Linked DNA regions of Homo sapiens: region 2 is linked to region 1. A link is an interaction called in ENCODE POLR2A ChIA-PET data of the cell type or tissue named here. Cell type or tissue: Caco-2. All regions are shown on one strand. Each heading gives the region's core, and the rest is flanking DNA. Links, peaks and the distances in the headings are about the cores only. Region 1 overlaps ATF7IP (activating transcription factor 7 interacting protein). Region 2 overlaps PLBD1-AS1 (PLBD1 antisense RNA 1).

Region 1 (11,849 bases), core at 4,428-9,427:
AAGAACTATCTTATACTTCTGTGAAACGAACAGTATATTGTTATAATTGTTCTATTTTATTATTAGTTATTGTCAATCTCTTACTGTTCCTAATTTATAAGTTAAATGTATGTATGTATGTATGTATAGGAAAAAACATAGTATATATAAGGTTCAGTACTATCCAGTTTCAGGCATTCAGTGGGTGTTTGGGAATGTATCTTCTATGGATAAGGGGGAATACCGTAAATGGAATCATTCACTATGTGGCCTTTCGTGACTGGCTTCTTTCACTCAGCATGTTTTCAAAGTTAATGCATGTAGTAGCATGTACAGTACTTCATTCCGTTTATGGCTGAATGATACTCTATTGTATGGATATACCACATTTTATTTATCCATTCATTAGTCACAGGGCATTTAGGTTGTTTCCAGTTTTGGGCCATTATGCGTAGTGCTTCTATAAAGCATTTGTGTACAAGTTTTTGTGTGGACATATGTTTTCATTTCTCTTGGGTATATACCTAGGAATGGAATTGCTGGATCATATGGCAACTCTGTGTTTCACATATTGTGGAACTGCCTGTTTTCCAAAGCAGCTGCACCTTTTTGCAATCCCACCAGCATTGTTTGAAGGTTCCAATTTATCCATATCATTGCCAATACTCATTATTCTTGTTGATTATAGCTGTCCTGGTGTGTGTGAGATGTTATCTCATTGTGGTTTTGACTTGCATTTTGCTGATGACTAATGATGTTTACTGCCTATGAACTATTGGCTTATAAAAGCCATAGCATTAGGAGAAAAACCTAATGTAGGTGACGGGTTGACGGGTGCAGCAAACCACCATGGCACTTGTATACCTATGTAACAAAACTGCACATTCTGCACATGTACCCCAGAACTTAAAGTATAATAATAATTTTAAAAAAAACAGAAAAAGAAAAAAAAAAGCCTTTTTGTGGAAATGCCTGTTAAGTCCTTTGCTCATTTTAAAATGGAGTTATTTGGTGTTTTATTATTGAATTGTAACAGTTTTTATATATTCAAGATACAAGTCTCGTATTGGGTATATGGTTTGCAAGTATTTTCGTCCATTGTGTGAATTGTCTTTTCACTTTCTTAGTGGTTTCCTTTGCAGCACGAACAGTTTTAATTTTGATGAAGTTCAGTTAAACTTTTTTTTTTTCCTTCTTCTTTTATTGCTTCTTCTCTTTGGGTCATATCTAAGAAACCATTGCCTGTTCCAAATTTATGAAGATTTTATGTCTTTGTTTCCTTCTAAGATTTTAGTTTTAGCTCTTAAATTTAGGTCTTTCATTTATAGGAATTAATTTTTGTATAAGGCAAGAAATAGGACTCCAACTTCATTCTTTTGCATGTGGCTATCCAGTTTTTCCAACACTCTTTGTTCAAAATACTATTCTTTCCCCATTGAATGGTCTTGTAACCCTTGTCTAAGACAATTTACTGTAAAAGTGAGGGTTTATTTCTGTTCCAAAATATATCCTAAGGATATACCTGTCATTTTACTGGTAGTATCACACTGTCTAGGTTATTGTAGCTTTGTAATAACTTTTAAAAATGCAAAGTATGAGTTCTCCAAGTTTATTTTTCTTCTTCAAGATTGTTTTGGTTGTTCTGGGACCCTTGCATTTTCATATTAATTTTAGGATCAGCTTACCAGTGTCTGCAAAGAAAATAGCTAGGATTTTGATAGAGATTGTTTTGAACCTGTAGCTTAATTTGAAGAGTGTTGACATCTTAAGGATTTGAGTCTTTTGATTCATGAGTATGGAACGTCTTTTATTTATTTATGTCTTTAATTTATTCAATAGTATTTTATAGTTTTCAGAATATTAAGTTTTGTACTTCTTTGGCAAAATTAATTTTTGATATTACTCTAAATGAGATTGTTTTATTTTTGGATCATTTGTTTCAAGGGTATAGAAATGCAATAGATTTTTATATGTTAATCTTATTATAGTGAACTTTGTTAAACTCTTATTCTAATAAATTTTTAGTTGATTTCTTACTATTTTCTATATACAAGATTTTGTTATCTGTAAATAAAAATAGTTCTTTCTTTTTTTTTTAAGTTGTATGACTTGTGGCTGGGTGTGGTGGCTCATGCCTGTAATCCCAGCACTTTGGGTGGCCGAGGCAGGTGGATCACCTGAGCTTGGCAGTTTGAGACCAGCCTGGCCAACATGGTGAAACCCCGTCTCTACTAAAAATACAAAAATTAGCCAGGCTTGGTGGTTCACACCTGTAATTCTAGCTACTCAGGAGGCTGAGGCATGAGAATCACTTGAACCCAGGAGGCGGAGGCTACAGTGATCTGAGATTGTGCCAGTGCACTGCAGCCTGGGTGACAGAGAGGGACCATGTCTCAAAAAACAAACAAAAAGTTGTTTGACTTTTATTTCATTTTCTTGCCTAATTCTCCTGGCTAGAACTTCTAGTTCAATGCTGACTAGAAATGGTGAGGGCAGATATCTTTTGTTCTGATCTTAGGGTGAAAGATTTCAGTCTTTGACCATTAAGTATGATAGCTGTGGGTTTTTCCTTGGTGCCCTTTATCAGGTTGAGGAAATCCTCTTCTATTCTTAGTTGGTTGAGTGAATTCTGCTCTTAATTGCTATGTTAAATTAAGGATGAGATAATTTAATACTTAGAAAGCTGCTGGTAATACTCTTGTAGCTAATACATGAAGCAGTCAGCAGGCTGGTGAAATTGGGGAGGGAGTCTACTCTCAGGTCTCATTTACTGAGTAGATAGGTATTACCAGTGATCTTAAATGGCATCTCCATTTTCAAAGAGATAAAGAAGACAATTGCTGAACATTCTATTAAAATGGTACCAAAACTTAAATGATGAAATGCATAAGAAGGGTTCCTGTGCTGAAGAAAACAACTTGGTACTGAATTGGGTGTCTGCTTTACCTTACCAAGTTAAAATTACTATTTGTGTAATTATTGATAGTAATATAATTATTGATTTATTAATTCACATCATATGTAAAGTTGAAATTAATATAAATTATCACATAAACTAATGAGAAAAGGATATGTTTTGTTATAGTGACTCACATATATTATTCCTCGATAAGCATCAGTTTCTTTTTCTCCTTTCAAGGTGTGTAATAAAAGGGTTTTTTTTCAAGGTGTTAATAAAAGGCAGAATTTATAAGGCATGGTTGGGAATAATAAACATCAAATTCAAGATTATGCTTATCTTTGCATTTAGGAGTCAAGAATGGAGAAGAAGGAGTAAGCTGTTGTGTTGTACAGGGCACTTTATTTTTATTTCATAATAAAAAATTATATGTGTCAGTATAGCTAAAACTTGAGCTAGAATGGAACTTAGCAAGCATCTGCCCTAACTTCTTCAGTTTTACAGTTGAGGAAACTGAACTCCAGAGAGTTAAATTGATTTATTCTATGGTGGTTGTATACTAATGTTAGAACATGGAATAGAACCTAGTTTTGTTAGTTCAGAAGTCTTTTTGTTATGCCAAGCTTTTTAGAATATGTGTATTTTAAAGTGTGATAGTTTGCATGATATTTTATAATTATACTTCTTTACAGCAAGAGGATTATATGTCCCTACCTTTTGCCATGTGACATGAGGTGTTTCCCCTTGGGAGGTTTTTTACTTCCCATGCCCTTAGTGACTTAATTTGGTTTTAGCCAATGGAATGTGAATGAAAGTAATGTACACCATGTCTAAGCAAAAGCTTTAAAATAAGCTTGTCCTGCCGAGGGCCCACAGGCTGCATAGAGCCCAGGGCTGTTTTGAATGTAGCCAAACACAAATTTGTAAACTTTCTTAAAACATTATGAAATTTTGTTTTTCAGCTCATCTGCTATCGTTAACGTATTTTATGTGTGACCCAAGACAGTTCTTTCATTGTGGCCTAGAGAAGCCAAAAGTTTGGACACCCTAGCTAAAAGCTATTGTATACTGTATATCTCTGTCATATTGGTCTTTTACCTCTGCCACAAGGCCTAGATGGGGTGAGGGGGTGCTGTTCCTTCAGCCTGGTGTCCTAGAATAATGAAAAAGTATACAGTTATTAGCCAGTGAAATTTTATTGTTGTTGCTGCATTATCATCTAGTAAAAGGTGACTGACACAGAAAGTTAGCTGTCCAGCTTTTCTCTTTAGGTTGGGTTAATAAGAAAAGTAAGAGTTATTTCCAGGCATTTGAAGGATTTACATCTTTCAGCTCCTCATACCTCATTCTGGGTGTTTTACTTCACCCAAGCAAAATGTGAAAAGTACGTTTGGACAAATGATTTCTACTGCTGGTTATTTATTTATTTTTTTAATGAGACCTGGTCTTGCTGTGCTGCCCAGGTTGGTCTCTACCCTTTAGGCTCAAGCAGTCCACTGCCTCAGCCTCCCAAGTAGCTGAGATTACAAGTATGTGCCACTGCGCCCAGCTCTGGACAAATGATTTCTTAAATGCCTGTGGAGATAAATACAAGACCTTCTGTAACTTCACTCCTTATCTGCATAGGGATAGTAGAGTTTGGCAAGCTAGTGAGTAGGGCCTTGATGGAAAATTGGCCAATTTTCTAAGGGGGTGTAATTTGCTCTATGTATTCTAAAATGGCATTTGTTGGATCAGGTCATTTAATTTTATTTTGCCCATGTAACACAATGATCCCAAAAATTGACTTGGAGAAGTAATTTTAAGGTATCTTATGTTTTTATCATGTGGACCATTCCAAAATTTCTGAAAACATAGCACTGAATGCAACAAGAAGTTAGATTGTAGTGACAGTTCTGGCTTTGATGTAACCAAACTTTTAAGGACATGATTTACTCCTGCCTTGTCTGGGGAATTGTTGGTAACCTTGTCTAGGGAATTGTTGGTAAAGCAAACTCCCAGTTTCCTTTGTGGTTGGTTATTTTTTACAATTTAGTTTGGGGATATTGCATTCCACATTTTGGTCGGTGACAGGCAGAGGGGTTAATTTGTGAAAGTGTCAAATATTATGATCACTTGATAACTTACTCAACTGAGTTTATGAGTATTTGATAAACAGATTTCACCACTTACTGTTTTTTTTTTTTTTTAAGATGGCAGGATAGCTAGTGACAGTTATTTTATACCAGTTAAGAGAACCGTAGCTGACAATGCAACAGTGTAACATCTGTTTACATAGCCTTTATGTTATACTGGGTATTATAGGTAATTTAAAGATAATTTAAAGTATACAGCAATATGTGCATAGGTTATATGCAAATACTACACTACTTTATATAAGGGACTTGAACATTGTCAGATTTTGTTATCTGTAGGGAGTCCTGGGACCAGTCTCCCACAAATACTGATGGACATGGTATTTAAAATAAAAATTTCAAAATCTTTATACTAAATTTGAGCAGATAAGTATCAAAGTGAGTGAACAGATTCAGTAGTCTATTTAATGGGCAGTAAGCAGTAAAGCAGATTATTAGCATCTTTTGTGCAACCCACTATTCTTTATGATTTTATTTTTAGAGTATTGCAAATTCTCAAGCAAAATTTAGAAGTGTAAAATAAAATCATACAGTTTTCAACTGAGAATGGGATTCTTAAAGAATCTAATAGCAGAGTTGCATTTCTAAAGAGGTTAGAAATTATCAGCATAAAGTGATTATTTAATATTTAATTCAGCCATTTAATGAAAATAAACTCAAATTAAAATTATTTTCAGTAGAAAAATGAATGAAATTTTTATTCAGAAAAATGTTGTACTCTCAGGCAACAGCATGAATATAATTGGAATGCCTTTGTCAAAGATAGAAATGCCATGTCCACTTAAAAGGTTTTGCTTGATGTTTTCTAAGCTTTTGCTTTAGTTTTATTTTGAAGTATACTTCATCAGATATTCATTACTTTGAATTAATACAGCATTTGTTTTGTCTATGTGTTGTATATGCTTTTTGACCCAACAATCGTGGTACTTAGTTAAGTCTGTTCTTGGAAAGCAGTACAGACCCTAGTTTATTTAATCAAAGAAACCCTACCATGACCTGTTTTTCAAACAGAGCATCTAGAGTTATATTCCTAATGTTTCCATTTCATTGTTCACCTTGATTTTCACATCCTTTGCATTTTTAATAGAGCTCTTGCCCTCATCTTCTTCCCTTGTTGCTGGGCAAGGTTTGTGACACTGATGTCTGATTGGTTTTAGACTATTTCGGCTTTGAGCCAATCAGACAGTGAATTTCAGTTCTCTCACAGGACTGAAACATTGAAGCAGCTGTTGATATATTTTTCCTGTGGGGAGATTATATAAACTAAGAGTATGGCTGCAGCAAGCTCCCTCTTGGGTATGTTTGAAAAATTACAAGGTTCATCTGTAAGGAAGGGGGGAAATGAGGTTTATTTTTAAAACTTGGTTATTAAGAACACCTAATAAGTAGTGAATTTGAGAAAAAAATTCTGATAACAAATTTTCCATTTTTATTTTATAATCCTATATTTAAAGAACTATAGAATGGTGTAATATAATAAAAATGTCTTTAATTTTCATGAATATTTACTTTGTAATCCACACATTTGTTTTATAATAAAGCTTTGAAAGGATATCTCATATAACCTTTTGTAACTTGCTGCGAAAGGCAGTTAAGGAGAAAAGGATGTAGTAATTGTACTTATACCACTTAATATAGGTTGTCCAGAATCAGACATTTAGATTTCATTAGATGAATTAAACTAAGTCAGTTCAGTGCAGTAGACAGCACAACACTTCATAATACTATCCCTAGTAATCCTTTGGGTCCAGAATACTATTAATTTTTGGAATCGGAAATCTGTAACAATAGTGGTAGATGGGTATGAAGATTTTTTTTTTACTTGTCTGGATTTAAGGTTTTGCTAGATTTATATATTTTATATGTATGGTCTATGGAATTTTTAAAAAGAAATTTACATTTGAATTTTGCATTGTATAGAAAAATATGTTCTTACGTATATTGTCCATGTTTGACTTATTCCTCAGGTAGGAAATTAATTTATATTAATGTATATTTCTTGAAATGTTCATGGATATTTATTAAAGCAAATAGCATAAAAGATGTAAATCTTATCCATTTATGTGTGTGGTATATTTAATGCGTGTTACGTGGATTTAGGGTTTTATGTAAACTGTGTTCTAGATTACTTATTTCAAACAAAGAACCACACTTAAGTATTGCAGATACAGTTTTTGTTTAACTATGTTTTTCTGACCTTATTGTCTGTCTCCTGTTGCTGGGCAGGAATCAGAATGCTGGCTGCTGATTGGCTGAGTTTGTGAGCAGCTCTTGAACAGCCATTTAAATTCTTGAGCTTTTTGAGCAGGCAGATTGTAGGCTAAGACATAACAGCTTCCCTTTGTTGTTTCATTGCTATGATCTCTTGCTAGAAAGAAGTGGGTGGAGGGGGATGAAGCAGAGAAGAGAGTAATGTTTTCATTTAAAGAAGAAGCTCGTTGGGCTTTCCTTAAAAATATTTTAAAAATAATTTACCAAAAATTTGAAAAAAAAATTTCCAAGCCAGAGAGACTTATTTGCAGGTAACATACCCTTCTCTGGTTATTTAAATATAAATTTCTATAGAAAAAGGTTTTATTAGTGATATTATTTTCCCAGAGTTCTTGAATATACAGAGACTTAAAAAACATTATTTTGACTCTCATCCTCATGAAAAAAATACTTTCAGGAGAAACTAGTTCATCATGTTTTGCAGTTACTTTTAGACATGGCAGACATCTTCTGCCGTAAAATACCAATGCTTTTTTCTGTGAAAATGAATTACAGTCATGTGAAAGCTTTCTGATTTGAGTTGCCACCTAAAATACTAACATTTATTTTATAGAATAGTTTTATGAATGGCATCTTAGTTCTAGGCGACAGTACTAAAATGATCCTTGGAAGTGTTTTGCACTGGTATTACAGCCATGGAAACTTGTTTGCAGGTAACACACCCTTCTCTAATGTGTATCTTTCTCAAATATGCTTCGCTAATGCAAAATACATTTCTAAAAGCAGACTGCTGATTGGTTTGTACAGATATGGCTGAACTAGTTTGAACTAATTGTTCGTGTTACTTCCTTATTGCTTTGTCTGTTTTTTATTATATTTAGAACCCATAAGATCTGGTAAATGGCTGTAGTGTGCTCCCTTGTGGGTATGGATGGTAGTTATTCTATAATTCTTTTTAGAGTGCTTTATTATTACTGAAGTTAATGACAATTTTATTGATAAAATCAACTTTTCTTGAATTATATATTTTTATTAAATATTATTTGGTGGTGGCAATTTAATATTAACTGTGAGGTTTACATGTTGGATTTTCTAATTTATATAAAAAATACCAAAGAGGAATTTGTCTTAGACTCTTTAGTTTATTCCTAAAAACATTATCCTGAATATTTAGTTTATTCCTAAAAACGTTATCCTGAATATATAGATGGTGATGGTTATACCATTTATTGAGTTCTTACTACATTCCAAGTGCTTAATGTATAGAATCTCATTTAGTTCTCATGGCAACCTTTGTGACAGGTGTTGGTATTAGTCCCTTTTTAAGGTAACCAAAACTAAGAAATTGATGTTAGGTAATTTGCCCAGTCTCACACAGTAGGTTTCCTGGGAGAGTTGGAATTCAAATCTGTGAATCTGTCTACAGTCTACAGAGTTCATGTTCTTAATTGGGTTATTAAAAGTGATGAATTTTTTTAAAGGAATGCTTACTTTTAATGTAAGAGTTCATGTTCTTAATTGGGTTATTAAAAGTTATGAATTTTTTAAAAGGAATACTTTTAATGCAATTGGTAATAACTACCAGCTGTCCATCTAATATCTGAGAAATGCGGATATTATGAGGCTAAAGTTCAAAAGAATGGCCTTTCAGTATTTTGAAATACTTAAAGGGTAACTATACTACTTATATTATAAACTTAATTATTTTGTAGTTTTGGAATTAGTAAGGAAAAGTGACAGCAAAATACAATGCATTGTATCTGTATCTTTTGCAGAAAATTTTGCAGTTAGCAAAACTTTGTAATGATGGGAAGGGAAAAACCTTGAAGGTGTGAAATTTTAGTCTGTAATTAAAAACCCTTAACATAATGTTTTGTATTATATTATACAAATTTTGTATAATTTTGTATTAAGGTTTTGTATTATTATATATACATTTTGTATTAAGGTTTCTGTTTAAATGAAGAGTAATTTTTCTAAATAGTTGATTTAGTTATATAATTTAAATAAAATGGCTAGAATAAGAAATATGTTCTAAGTAATTGGCTTAAAGTGAGAGAATGAATACAGAATGTATCACAGTCTAGAAATTCTCTGACAAAGTGCTAGAATCTCAAGCTGAATTGGCTTCCAGCAAGTAGGCTAGGCTTATTATTTTATGCGCTTCAGCCAAAGACCAGCAGGAACACCTTTGTAATTGAAAAAGTTAGGTTTACTATTTGCTGCAGGGAGGAAATAATGTTCACTATGGGGAAACTGTAAGGCACATCAATCAGTAAGAGGATGTTAGAAAAAACCTAGTATAGGATTTGAGTATAGTATAGGTTGGGTTATTTTGGGGAGAGATTAAGGAAGTAGATCCTTATCGTGGATTGGGTGACATCAGAAAGTGGGGGCACTTCTATTCTTGGGTATCTCAATAAATTTTATCTATATAGGGAGGACAGACTATTACAAGATAAAGCTGTAATTGATAAAGAAGTTGGCCTGGTGTGGTGGCTCACACCTGTAATCCCAGCACTTTGGGAGGCCGAGGCAGGTGGATCACGAGGTCAGAAGATCAAGACCATCCTGGCTAACACGGTAAAACCTCATCTCTACTAAAAATACAAAAAATTAGCCGGGCGTGGTGGCGGGCGCCTGTGGTCCCAGCTACTCGGAAGGCTGAGGTAGGAGAATGGCATGCACCCAGGAGGTGGAGCTTGCGGTGAGCCGAGATCACGCCACTGCACTCCAGCCTGGGCGACAGAGCGAGACTCCGTCTCAAAAAGAAAAAAAAAATAAAGAAATAGCCATCACTCATTTAGTGAGGGGGGATGTTTGGAATTTTGTGGGTTGCACAGTGACCTTGTCTGACTTGAATGTTCTCTGAGTTGGTTTTATGTCCAACCAGAGAACAGCATGGCTTAACTGTAAGCATCAGATCCATTAACAACATTGAGCCCTAACTGTGAGTATCAGTTAAGTTTCCAGGCATCAGGGGCTGCTTTTCTTTCTTTCTCAGGCCAAAGCAAATGTATTCTACCATATCATTCCTACTGGTGATGGTAATGGTAAGTGACTATCCAATGTGAAAACAGTATTCCTGCCTCCTGTACATCTTAGTCCTTAAAGCAATTTTGTTTTATTCTACTATTGATTGATGACATTGTTTTTCTTCAGAACCACATCCTTGTGCTCTTTTGTTTGCCTTTATTGCACTGGCCAGATGTTAACAAGGAAATGGTTACAGGAAACATCCTTGTTTTCTTCTGATCCTATTTCAATATCAGACATGATATCTCTAGTTTTCTTGGTAGATAACCTTTATCAGATTTGAGTAAGTTTCCTTGTATTCTTAGTTTCTGGCAAGTTGTAATTATGCATCAGTCTTGAATTTTGTCAAATGAATATTCTGTATTTGTTGAGGTAATCCTTTGTTGATTTTGTCCCTCTGTTCTGTTTATGTGGTGAATTAAATAGCTTGATTTGTTTTGTGGTTTTCTTTTTTGCTTAACAGAAGTTTATCGTCTCAGAGTTCTGGAGGCAACACATTTGAAATCACGGTGTTGTCATTGCCATTCTCCCTCTGAGGGTGCTGAGGGAAGGATCTGTTCCAGGCCTCTCTCCTAGCTTCTGGTAGTTGCTTGGCTTGTGGTACCATAACTTCAATTGTCACATGGCATTCTCCCAGTGTGCATGTCTGTCTGTGTCCAGATTTTCCCCTTTTTATAAGGACACCAATTGTATTGGATTAGGGCTCACTTTAGTACCCTTATATTACCTTGATTACCACTGTAAAGGCCCTATCCGAATAAGGTCACATTCTGAGGTACTGGGGCTTAAGACTAATATCTTTCTGGGGATGTGGGGTGTGGGATGCTGCACAATTCAGTCAGTAACATCCTGGTACCAGACATTCAGTTTAGGCAAAACTCGTAATTGTACACTCTGCTGGGCATGAAATAAAGTCAGAATGCATCATGGCTTGTTCATGGTCAACACTGCTTGATTTTTGAATGTGAAATCAGCCTTGTATTTTTCTAAGCGAGCTTCACTTGGTCAGAATTCATTACCTTTTTAAGAAACCTACTTCTAAATAAGTCATAGATGAAAGAAGAAATCATGATGGAAATTAGAAAATATTTTAACAGAATAATGTAAATGACACATTAAAATGTGAGATGCAACTAAAGCAGCTCTTAGAGGGAAATTTATAGCTTTATATGCACACATTACAAAAGAAGAAAGATTGAAAATAACACTTAAGCTTGAATCTCAAGGAAAAGGATGACATGTTAAGCTCTTTCCAAGAAAAAGTAAGTGAAAAGAGATAATAAATATTAGAGTAAATAATTAAAACAAGAAAGCAGATATAAAACCAAGAAATATCAGCCAAGTAAAGGTTCATACTTTAATAAGTGAATAGAATTGATAAAACTGTAGCACAACTTACCAAAAAAAGAGAATACACACACACACACACACACACACACACACACACACACACACACAACCTTTGTATTTATTTTGAAATTTTTTTGTAGTGGCATTACTGAGATAAAACCACATATCTACTATTCACCCACTTAAAGTACAATTCAGTTATTTTTAGTATATTCACAGAGCTGTATAATCATCACCAT
Region 2 (11,849 bases), core at 2,751-7,750, 160 kb after region 1:
GGTAATTTTTTTTTTTTTTTAATTTTTTGTAAGACAGGATCTCACTATGTTGCTCAGGCTGGTCTCAAATTCCTGGGCTCAAGTGATCCTCCCACCTTGGCCTTCAAAAATGCTGGGATTACAGGTGTGAGTCCAACCAGTAAAAATTTTTAAATACCAGATTTAAGGTTGCGCAATTTCATTTGGACCAAATCCTTAGTGTCCTTTGCCTTCTTTATGTCCTTACCATTTTTCCTTAAGGATGACCTTAGCTTCGGGGGCTTATGTATTGACTTGGTACTAAATAAGGGACATTTACTCTGTGAGTCATACTCTTGGCTTAGTGGCCTCCACTAAGATATAGCTTTTTTTCTCATTCGGTCTGCAGGAATTGTAGTGCATAGGCATCTGCTGTTGGTATCTGCAGCTTTACCTTGACCTCGGATTTAGATTTCCAGATACTCTGTGTATTAGTTAATGTAATGCTAGCTATGATGACAGATAAACTCCAAAAGTTCATTGGATTAATGCAACAAAAGTTTATTGGTGTCTTGTATGCCAGTCCAGTGTGGGAGTTCTTAATCAGTAAGTGGCTTTCCTCCATGTAGAAATTTAAGAACCCACCTATCTTTCATCTTGTGGCTCTGTCATTCTCTAAGGCAGAAGTTCCCATGCTTTCTTGGTTTATAGTGCCCGTAGAGTGTCAGTAATATATTTTTAGGGCTGCAGACCAAAAGAAATACCTAACAGTTCTTTTTACTAAGTAGTTAGAGCCACACAATGCAATAGTAGTCATTTGCTCAGTATCCTACAGATGGTGCTACATGTCCCTCAAACATTTAAAGTATCCCAGAGAGCTCCGTTGATTGATTATAGTGTATTGTGCTACTACTGTTTCCCATGAGTATTTACTATATTCTCAGGTACACTCTGTGCATTCACTGTGGTTGCCAAACTGTGTGCGGGAACCATAATGCTATGGAGTCTTGTCTTCTGGCGATGGGAAGAGAAAAGCACCCCTCACCCCTGCTTCTTCTTTTTTTGTTTTTATTTATATATATATATATATTTTGAGATGGAGTCTCACTCTGTCGCCCAGGCTGGAATGCAGTGGTCCTATCTCGGCTCACTGCAATCTCCGATTCCCGGGTTCAAGCGATTCTCCTGCCTCAGCCTCCCTAGTAGCTGGGTAGCTGGGACTACAGGTATGCACCACGATGCCTGGCTAATTTTTGTTTTTAGTAGAGATCAGGTTTTCTCATGTTGGCCAGGCTGGTCTAGAACTCCTGACCTCAGGTGATCCACCCACCTCGGCCTCTCAAAGTGCTGGGATTACAGGCATGAGCCATCATGCTTGGCTGCACCCCTGCTTCTTAATAACTTCTGCTTACCTTCCATTGGCAGAGCTAGACATATTGCCCTATCTTTATGCTAACAAGACTGGGAAATGCAGCCTCTACCTGGGATGTCATTGCTCGGTATGGAAGTAAGAGCGCGCATTTCTGGTAGGCAGCCAGCTGTTTCTGACACACTTGGCAACCTCTTCATCCTGACTTGGATACTCTTGGGTCGTTTGGCTCATTCTCAAACCCCTCTGAGCCCTGCGGGAGTGGCAATAGGGCCTGAAAGCTAGTCTGATCTAGTGTGCATCAATTAATGAGCCAGCCATTGGGTTCATCTCCCCAAACATCTCCCTCAGTTATTGCTACTTTACAACTCAGGTGCCATGTGGGATTATATGGGTCCTATTCAAGGCTTGCAATTTTATGGGTATGTTCTGGAAAGTTTAAACATGTCTGCTCTGGTAATTAGAGACCTACTTTGAGTTTCTATTAGCAAACATTTCCACACTCTGCCTCACCCATCAAACAGATGACTCCCCCGCTAACGAGGAGGACAGTCCTAGACCCTTCACATCGACCCATTATGTATTTATCTCATCAGCTCTTCAAACTTTTTACTTCTGTGGGCAGGAACGAATTCAACATTAACATATATTGTTATTCTAATTTATTGTTCTTTAGTATATCATATGCTCTTCTGTTTCAGTCTGTTTTTCCATTTTCCAAGTTTTGATATTTCAAAACATTTTTCTCTTTCAGATTCATAGATCTTATGTTTTCATGGCTTTGAAGACTATTGTCTCTGTACACACAAGGTCTCAGAAAGCCACAGAGTTTACCCTTTGGTCTTCTGATATTTTTGTTTTTTCCTCCCTTAAGCAATAAGCCTTTGCCTTTTGGAATAAATATAGCTGTGAAAGATTTACTAGGTTAAATAAGAATTTCTCAAAAGAAAAATATGTAGAGTAAACCGGGTGTGGTGGCTCACGCCTATAATCTCAGCACTTTGGGAGACCAAGGTGGGTGGATCACTCAGTCAGGAGATTGAGACCAGCCTGGCCAATATGATGAAACCCTGTCTCTACTAAAAATACAAAAATTAGCCGGGCGTGGTGGTGAGCACCTGTAGTCCCAGCTACTTGGGAGGCTGAGGTAGGAGAATTGCTTGAACCCAGGAGGCGGGGGTTGCAGTGAGCCGAGATTGCATCACTGCACTCTAGCCTGGGTGACAGAGTGAGACTCCATCTTAAAAAAAAAAGAAAAGAAAAGAAAAGAAAAATATGTAGAATAATATTTTAGACTACCATCTAACTACAATTATGAACATTTACTTATGTAATTGATTTTTCTTTTCTATTTTTTCCTCCATTATTGCGTGTAGGTTGTGTTGGTGGTTAAATTTACTCTTTGGGATTTAGGGCCAGGCAGCATGGCTCATGCCTGTAATCCCAGAACTTTGGGAGGCCAAGGTGGGAGGATGATTTTTGCTCAGGAGTTCGAGACCAGCCTGGGCCCTGTAGTGAGACCCTGTCTCTATTAAAAAAAAATGTATATTTATATGTATATGGAAAAATAAGCTTACCATTTGGTCCATCAGTATCAGAATACTGAGTCTACGTTGCTGCAGAATCAAAGAAAAAACGAACATTTTTCATAAATCCCAGGTTTGGGCTCAATGCCTATGGAGCTTGTCTTGACCACTTATAACCGTCTGTCCTGTCTGTCTGTCCTCTCATCTATGCACTTGCCTGTCCTTTATACATGCTGCTGGCCTGTGAGTGTCTTGTAAATTGGGTACAACAGGAGGGGCTGCCATTGGTCAGTGATTATAAGGCTGTTATAGCATGTCTTGGCTTTAGGACCATGGTTTTAGGGGTGAGATTTGAATCAGGAATGGATTGACTACAGCAGGAGAGGTAGAGGTTAAGAAAGAAATTGCTGTACAAGCTGAATACTGATTAAGCAGTTTATTGTTACTATTATTTTTCTAGAGACAACAAAGTTATGAACTTTTTATCCTACTGGTAGGCTTTTCTTTCCCATCCTTACCTTCAAAGAGGCTGAAAAAGGCACTTCTGAATACTTTTAGGGCCAAGAGCATTTTCTGCATTGCTTGAGGGATGCAATTTTTACTTAATTGTTCCTTTTTCATTATTTCCCTAAACCTTTTCCTCTAGCTCTTTCCTAAATTGTGTGGCTGCATTCTTGAGTAGCTGCCACCAACTTCCTCTATTTACATTTCTTCTCCCAGGTTTACGATCTTAGTATCTTCTCTTCATTCTACAGAAAAAAAGTACAAATGCCAAATACAAACAGTTAACTAGACATAATCCTTTCTTAGTGGTATTGAGCCTTGACTGTAGATGTGAAACACTCCTATATTAAATATCCACAGCTCTTCTTTCAGGTTGTAGGAAAGGATTTAAGCCTTAATGGTACTGGCATAACAATGACTAAATGAAAAGTGCCTGATAAATATTTGATGAGTCTGGCTGCTACTGATTAATGAAGACAGTAAGAAGAACAATTGTAGGCAGTCAATTCTTGAAAAGTGGCTAGAAATTAACATTTAAATATAACCCAGGGTTGGCTGGGCTTAGTGGTTCATGCCTGTAATGCCAGTACTTTGGGAGGCTCAGGCAGAAGGATCACTTGAGGCCAGGAGTTCAAGATGAGACTGGGCAACATAGCAAGATCCATCTCTACGCACACACACACACACACACAAAAAAAAAAAAAAAAAAAAAGATTGGCTAGGTGAGGTGACACATGACCTAGTTCCATCTACTCAAAAGGCTGAGGTGAGGTGAGAGGATCCCTTGAGCTCAGGAGTTTTAGGCTGCAGTGAGCTATGAGTGTGCCATTGCACTCCAGCCTGGGCAACAGAACCAGACCCTGTCTCTAAATAAATAAATAAAACCCAGGCTCAAAACTCCAGAATTTGTTTCTAGGAAAAGATCACATTTCAGCCTGGACAGACACCTCCTGGATACAGGAAATTGAGTTAGAAACTGTGCATATCAATCTTCTCTACAACTGTCCTCTGAGGAGTTCTGAGGAGCAGTGCCAAAAGACATTTGAATACTCTCTCTGTTGAGAAACACACTGTCTACCAACTCTTTTAATTTTAAGATGAATGATCAGAAACAAGAATGAACATGACATGGAATCGTTGAAAGATATCGCAGAATGAGAAAAAGGGGGCATGTCTTGAAATCTTGGATTTGTAATCTTGGTAGATTTCTAAAACTACCAATTTAAGGAAATGAAATAATATTTTAGAAAATGTTTTGACATCTTCCACAGAGTATGAACAAACATGGCCTGCAAGAGCAAAACATCTGTAAAGAAAAACAGGATATAAGGAAAATGCATGAGATGAAAAGGGAAGATGAGTAGAATAAGAAAGTGTTGATAGAAAATTGAAAATTTAATAGTGGAAATTAACGTTTCCATTGGAGACAATAGTAAAATGGAGAAACTGACAGTGTTAAAAAATTGAAATTGCTAACTCAATTTCAAGGACAAATTGATAAAGCTCTCCAAGAAGAAGGAGGAAAGATAAAAAGATTAAAATGAAAAGGAAGATAAAGGTAAGAGACACAAAAGACTGCAGAATTCAAGCAAAAACTGAGATGTTTCTGACCATGCAATCAAACTAATTAGAATAGAATCACGGATGAAAACACTATCAAGAAAACTTTTCTGAGGTGAAAAAGAGATCTAAGTGTTTCTCCTGATATGATGTGATGGAAGAGGCACAAATCATGAGGATAAAATCTGACTGGGCTGACTCAAGGGTACATGACATGCATAGTCAAACAGGGCCCCAGCTTTAAAGGGGCCCACATTTGATTTAATGCTCTGCTGTCACTGTCTTTAAATTCTTACCCAGGATGGAGTGCAATGGCACAGTCACGGCTCACCACAGCCTCGACCTCCCAGGTGATCCTCCCATCTCAGCCTGTCAGCTCGCTGGGATTACAAGTGTGTGCCATCACGCCTGACTAATTTAAAAATTAGCCAGGCATGATGGCACACACCTGGGTGCGTGGGCGACAGAGCAAGACTCCGTCTCAAGAAAAAAAAAGAAAAGAAAGGATTACTTTGATATACTTCAATTGATTGACAAGTCAAAATTAAGACCCGAAGAATAGAGAAGTCATAATGTAAAATTTTGAAGAGGAATCTCATGCAGTTTAGTAAATTCAGGAATCAAATTTGTTGGGTATTCTAAGGTGGATCCTGCAACCTTGGGGGCAGCTTGCCCCTCAGAGCTCTCATTAGCAGAACTGTATTTTTCTTCTGCTTCCTTTTTGCCCAGTGATACATTTTGTGTTTCTCAAGCTACATTCTTCATAGCACAGCTCAGATGAAATCTTTGCTGTGGTTGATGACCACATAAACCACTTACAGATCCTTTTCTGTACAACACTTGCTACCAAGTACCTTGGTTGAAACACCGTGTCAGCAAGAATTATGTAACAGAAGCAAAGTTACATAAAAACCATAATGGCCATTTCCATTGTCAAACAAATTAAGCAATGATTTTGTACATTGCTGACATCCTGACAACTCCCATTGAATAATGGGTCTTTTTTTTTTTTTTTTTCCTGAGACAGAGTCTTGCTCTGTTGCAGTGGTGCGATCCTGGCTCACTGCAACCTCCACGTCCTGGGTTCAAGCAATTCTCCTGCCTCGGCCCCCTGAGTAGCTGGGATTATAGGCACGAGCCACCATGCCAGGTATATATATATATATATATAGTATTTTTTTGTATTTTTAGTAGAGATGGGGTTTCACCATGTTGGCCAGGCTGGTCTCAAACTCCTGATCTCGTGATCCACCCACCTCGGCCTCCCAAAGTGCTGGGATTACAGGTGTGAGCCACCACGCCTGGCCAATGTGTCATGTTTTTAAAAATTAGCTGTGAAAAACAAATGACTAAGGGGCGATATATGAAACAGCCAGGAAGCCCATCCTCTTATTGTTCATCTTGCAGGGAATGCTCCCACGTGCTTGCAAATTGTAGGATCTTGGCTAAGCTAAACTAGGATTCATGTTTGGATATGTCCGATGAATGCATGTATCCATCTGCCGGAGTTGATTTGTGCTGAGAAAAGAAACTGGGGAAGTAGACTTGTATGAAGGCACTTGGTGGAAGGCAGAATGGGTGAAGAGAAGGAGGAAGGGATGGCAAGAAATACATGATGTCTCCCCTATAATTTGCTTGCCTTTTTAACTCAGTTTGAGCTCTTTAAAGAGAAAAGGATGGCTGGGCGCTGTGGCTCATGCCTGTAATCCCAGTACTTTGGGAGGCCAAGGTGGGTAGATCATCTGTGGTCAGGAGCTCGAGACCAGCCTGGCCAACAACTCTGTCTCTACTAAAAATGCAAACATTAGCCGGGTGTGATGGCAGACACCTGTATTCCCAGCTACTCGGGAGGCTGAGGTGGGAGAATTGCTTGAACCTGGGAGGCAGAGGCTGCAGTGAGCCAAGATCGCGCCACTGCACTCCAGCCTGGATGACAGAGTGAGACCCCATCTCAAATAAGAATAATTATTAAAATAAATAAATAAAGAGAAAGGGACTTCAGGCGGAGGCAAAAGAGGGAGATTTCAAGAAGGAATTTGCGAGGCGTGGGGCCATCAGAGCATTGTTCTGATGCCAGATCATAGCACGGGCCACAGAACAGGGAAGAGAAACTTACTTTTCATGTCAGCATAATTTCCACCAAGTAAAACTGTGGTTGGCAGGGCACGGGGGTGCGCACCTGAAGTTCCAGATACTAGGCCCAGGAGTTCGAGGCTACAGTGAGGTATGACCGCACAGCTGCATTCCAGCCTGGGCAACAGAGCAAGATCTCATCTCTAAAAAAACAAAAACAAAAACAAAAACACTGCAGGGAAGGCCAAATTGCATTGACACCATTAAGATAAAATGTGTACATACAGCAAAACTCCACCACAATGCTATGAGCAGAGTCTCAAAATTAAAATAGTTAAATATGAAGGACACATTTTTGCAAGTTTAATGAAATGAAAATGGTGGCTGGAGGTGGGGGGGTGGGAATGAATTGCCAATTGTATCATATCAAATTTGTTTTACTAGAGCAAAGGGAATAATAATGAGAGCAGATTATAATGGATGTCTCTGTACTGGGATTTTTGGGTGATTTTGTTTCACTACATGTCAGTATTTGTTGCCCAGGCTGGTCTCGAACTCTTGGGCTCAAGTAATCTTCCTGCTTCAGCCTCCCCAGTAGCTGGGACTACAGTTATGCACAACTGTGCCTGGATCCAATTTTCCAAAATTATATGATAAAAATATAGTAGTTTTCTCATTTAAAAATTTTAAATTTAAAATAGCCACAGGAAATTTCATCTTATGTAAGCAAAATGTCTGAAGGTGTCCTGATTTCCTGATTGAACAAATCCTTTTTTTTTTTTGGCTCAGTCACCCAATCTGGAGTGCAGTGGTGCGATCTCTGCTCACTGCAACCTCCGCCTCCTGGGTTCAAGCAATTCTCCTGCCTCAACCTCCTGAGTAGCTGGGACTACAGGTGTCTGCCATCATGGCTGGCTAATTTTTGTATTTTTAGTAGAGACAGGGGCTCACCATGTTGGCCAGGCTGGTCTCAAACTCCTGACCTCAAGTGATCCACCCACCTCGGCCTTCCAAAGTGCTGGGATTATAGGCATGAGCCACTACGGCCAGCCTTTTTTTTTTTTTTTTTTTTTAGGACAGTCTTGCTCTGTCACCCAGGCTGGAGTGTAGTGGCATGATCTGGGCTCGCTACAACCTCCGCCTCCCGGGTTCAAGAGATTCTTGTGCCACAGCCTCTGAATAGCTGGGATTACAGGCAAACACCACCATGCCTAGCTATATATATATATATTTTTTGAGACAGTTTCCCTCTGTCTGTTGCCCAGGCTGGAGCACAGTGGAGTGATCTTGGCTTGCTACAACATCCTCCTTCCGGGTTGAAGCAATTCTCCTGCCTCAGCCTCCTGAGTAGCTGGGATTACAGGCGGGCACCACCACACCTGGCTAATTTTGTATTTTTAGTAGAAAGGGGGTTTCACCTTGTTGTCCAGGCTGGTCTTGAACACCTCACCTCAAGTGATCCACCCGCCTCGGCCTCTCAAAGCGCTGGGATTACAAGCATGAGCCACAGTGCCTGGCCTAATTTTTGTATTTTTAGTAAAGACGTGTTTTACCATGTTGGCCAGGCTGGTCTCAAACTCCTGATCTCAAGTGATCCACCTGCCTTAGGCTCCCATAGTGCTGGGATTATAGGCGTGAGCCACCACGCCCAGCCGGGATCCTTAAGTAAAGAAAAACATTGAATTATTTCACTCTAAAACTTTCCAGGGGAGTTGGCATTTTCCCTGGCTTTAAAGTCTTGCTTATACCATCACGGTAACTAGAGGCTTTCTTCTTTCATTTTTGGCTTGTTGTTTTAATCTGCTATGCTGATATCTGGCAGTTCAGCTCTCTTTCAGCTCAGCTGAGCTCCTGACAAATCTGAGGTCTAATTTACCTTAAGCCAAAAGATAGTTAAAAATTAAATTAATTTAATCATAGTTTTATTCCAATAAGGATGTGTGAAGTGCCTACTATATTCCAGGCAGTATGCTAAGCTTTGTGGATATGGAGATAAATAAATTATAGCTTCTGCCTTTAAGAGAGTCAGGTTTGAAGAGGCCTAGAAGGAAAGTAGCCGGTTGCTTTGAGGGGCACAGAGAATGAGCACTCAGCACAGATGGGACGTGAGATGCCACAGAAGTCCTGCAAGAGGAGGTGATGGTTGAGATGAATCCCAAAGCGTAAGAGAAGAATGTGGAAGAGATTCTGCAGCATAAGCAAAGTCATTGTCGGCATCAGCAACAAAATCATTAACCTGAATTATTGATTACCTCCTACATACAGTGATGGATGGCTTAACAATGAAGATATGTTCCAAGAAATGTGTCCTTAGGTGATTTCACCATTGTGTGAACACCATAGAGATGATTTACACAAAGCTGAATGGTATAGCCTACTATGCACCTAGGCTGCATGGTATAGCCTATCGCTCTTAGGCTACAAACCTATGCAGCATGTCACTGTACTAAATTCCATAGGTAATTGTAACACAATGGTAAAAATTTGTGTATCTAACCATATTTAAACATAGAAAAGGTACAGTAAAAACATGGTATAAAAGATAAAAAATGTTACACCTGTATAGGGCACTTCCCATGAGTAGAGGAAGCAGGACTGGAAGTTGCTCTGGGTGAGTCAGTGAGTGAGTGGCGAGTAAATGCAAAGGCCTAAGACATTACTATATGCTACTGTGGAGTTTATAAAGACTGTACACGTAGGCTACACTAAACATTTTTAAAAACTTTTCTTCTTTGGCTGGGTGCGGTGGCTCACTCCTGTAATCCTAGCACTTTCGGAAGCCCAGGCAGGTGGATCACTTGAGGCCAGTAATTCAAGACCAGCCTGGCCAACATGATGAAACTCCGTCTCTACAAAACATTAGTTGGGCACGGTGGCGGATGCCTGTAATCCCTGCAACTAGGGAGGTTGAGGCAGGAGAATCGCTTGAACCCAGGAGGCAGAGGTTACAGTGAGTTGAGATCATGCCACTGCACTCCAGCCTGGGCAAAAGAGCAAGACTCCGTCTCAAAAATAAAAATAAATAAATAAATAAATAAAAACTTTCCTCCTTCAAGAATATATTAACCTTAGCTTACTATAACTTTTTTCCTTTTATAAACTTATTTTTTTTACTTTTTACTCTTTTGTAATAACACTTAGCTTAAAACACAAATACATTGTACAGCCATACAAAAGTATTTTCTTTTTTATATCCTTATTCTATAAGCTTTTTCCTATTTTTAAAATTTGAGGCCTACACAGTGTCAGGATTATCTGTGTCACTCTCTTCCACATCCATATGTTGTCCTACTGTAAGGTATTTAGGGGCAATAACAGGCATGGAGCTGTCATCTCCTGTGATAACAATGCCTTGTTTGGGAATGCCTACTGAAGCACCTGCCTGAGGTCTTCCTCCATGATGCCACTCTTCAGAAACATGACCAAGATGGATTGCTTTTTGTTTGTTTGTTTTTTCCATCGTCGTAGATTTGCGTGTAAAAAGATAATACAACATGAACCTTTTTCCCTGGTCATGAAAACCTTTTGGTGTTTGGGTCTGTTTTCAAACTTTTTTTTTGTTTTCCTTCTTAGACAAAGTCTCACTCTTGTTCCCTAAGCTGGAGCGTGATGGCGCAATCTCGGCGCATTGCAACTTCCGCCTTCCGGGTTCAAGCGATTCTCCTGCTTCGGCCACCCCGAGTACCTGGGATTACAGGCGCCTGCCACCATGCCTAGCTAATTTTTGTATTTTTAGTAGAGACGGGGTTTCACCATGTTGGCCAGGCTGGTCTAGAACTCCTGACCTCAGGTGATCCCCCTGCCTCAGCCTCCCAAAGTGCTGGGATTACAGGCATGAGCCACCGTGCCTGGCCGGGTCTGTTTTCAAACTTTTTAAGGAGTTTGATGAGGTCTGCAAAAGCTTCCTTTAAAGCTTTCATTGTGAATTTTCTCAGGGAGAGGGTTTTTCTTTTTCTTTTCCTGCAGTTTCTTTTTCTCTTGGCTCTTCTTTAGCTATACATTCCTGTTCTAGTTTCAACAACTCCTCATTAGTCAATTCCTGGGGAACCACCTCTAGGAGCTTCTCAATGTCATCCTCATCCACACCCATATTAAAGAATTGTTTGCCATCTCAACCACAGTCTTAATGTTTCAGTGTTCTCATCCTTGGCAAATCCTTTGAAGTCATGGACAAAGATCTTGAGTGTCTTCTTCCAGATGCCATTCACACAACATTTGGTGACATCGCCCAAAGCTCAAGGAGGGTTCTTGATGCAGTTGCAGATCCTGTACTCTTTCCAGAATTGTATCAATGTCTTTTCCAAGTCTTCCTCCTTTGCAGCAATAGCCAGGGCAAAGGTCCTTCTCAGGCAGTAGGCCTGAAGAGCTGCTATAACTCTGATCCATTGGTTGGATCACATAAGTGGTGTTTGGAGAGAGAAACACCACTTTGATATTGGGATAAGTATCACCAATAAAAGGAGGATGTGTGGGAGTGTTAACAACAATAGGTAAAAATTTGAGAGGTATGCTATTCTCTAAACAGTACTCCATTTCACTTATATAGGGATTCAGGAGGGCATCTTGGAAAAGGAGCTGGGTCATCCATATTATCCATAATTCCTTTTTTTTTTTTTTTTTTTTTTTTTGAGATGGAGTTTTGCTCTTTTGCCCAGGCTGGAGTAAAGTGACATGATCTTGGCTCACTACAACCTCCGCCCCCAAGGTTCAAGCGAGTCTCCTGCCTCAGCCTCCACAAGTAGCTGGGATAATAGGCGCATGCCACCACACCCATCTAATTTTTGTATTTTTAGTAGAGACAGGGTTTCACCATGTTAGCCAGGCTGGTCTCAAACTCCTGACCTCAGGTGATCCCAGCG

The links. Peaks named below come from ENCODE experiments on the same cell type or tissue, not always from the same donor. Only the 100,000 strongest peaks of a DNase experiment are listed, where the experiment ranks them.
Region 2: POLR2A ChIA-PET joins it to region 1 with 6 read pairs; 2 of 35 experiments call an interaction of 5 or more read pairs at or near these places.

Annotation. Positions count from the first base shown.
Region 1 is chr12:14,410,640-14,422,488 of GRCh38, forward strand. The region is part of intron 1 of ATF7IP (activating transcription factor 7 interacting protein); the gene reads left to right. Among named protein-coding and RNA genes, the nearest start is that of ATF7IP, 51 kb to the left of the region's middle. In Caco-2, for the core only: CTCF peaks have their summits at 6,367 and 8,042; a DNase peak (open chromatin) is centred at 7,262.
Region 2 is chr12:14,571,806-14,583,654 of GRCh38, forward strand. The region is part of intron 2 of PLBD1-AS1 (PLBD1 antisense RNA 1); the gene reads left to right. Among named protein-coding and RNA genes, the nearest start is that of PLBD1, 9.8 kb to the left of the region's middle. In Caco-2, for the core only: no CTCF peak of the experiment used is centred there; no DNase peak of the experiment used is centred there.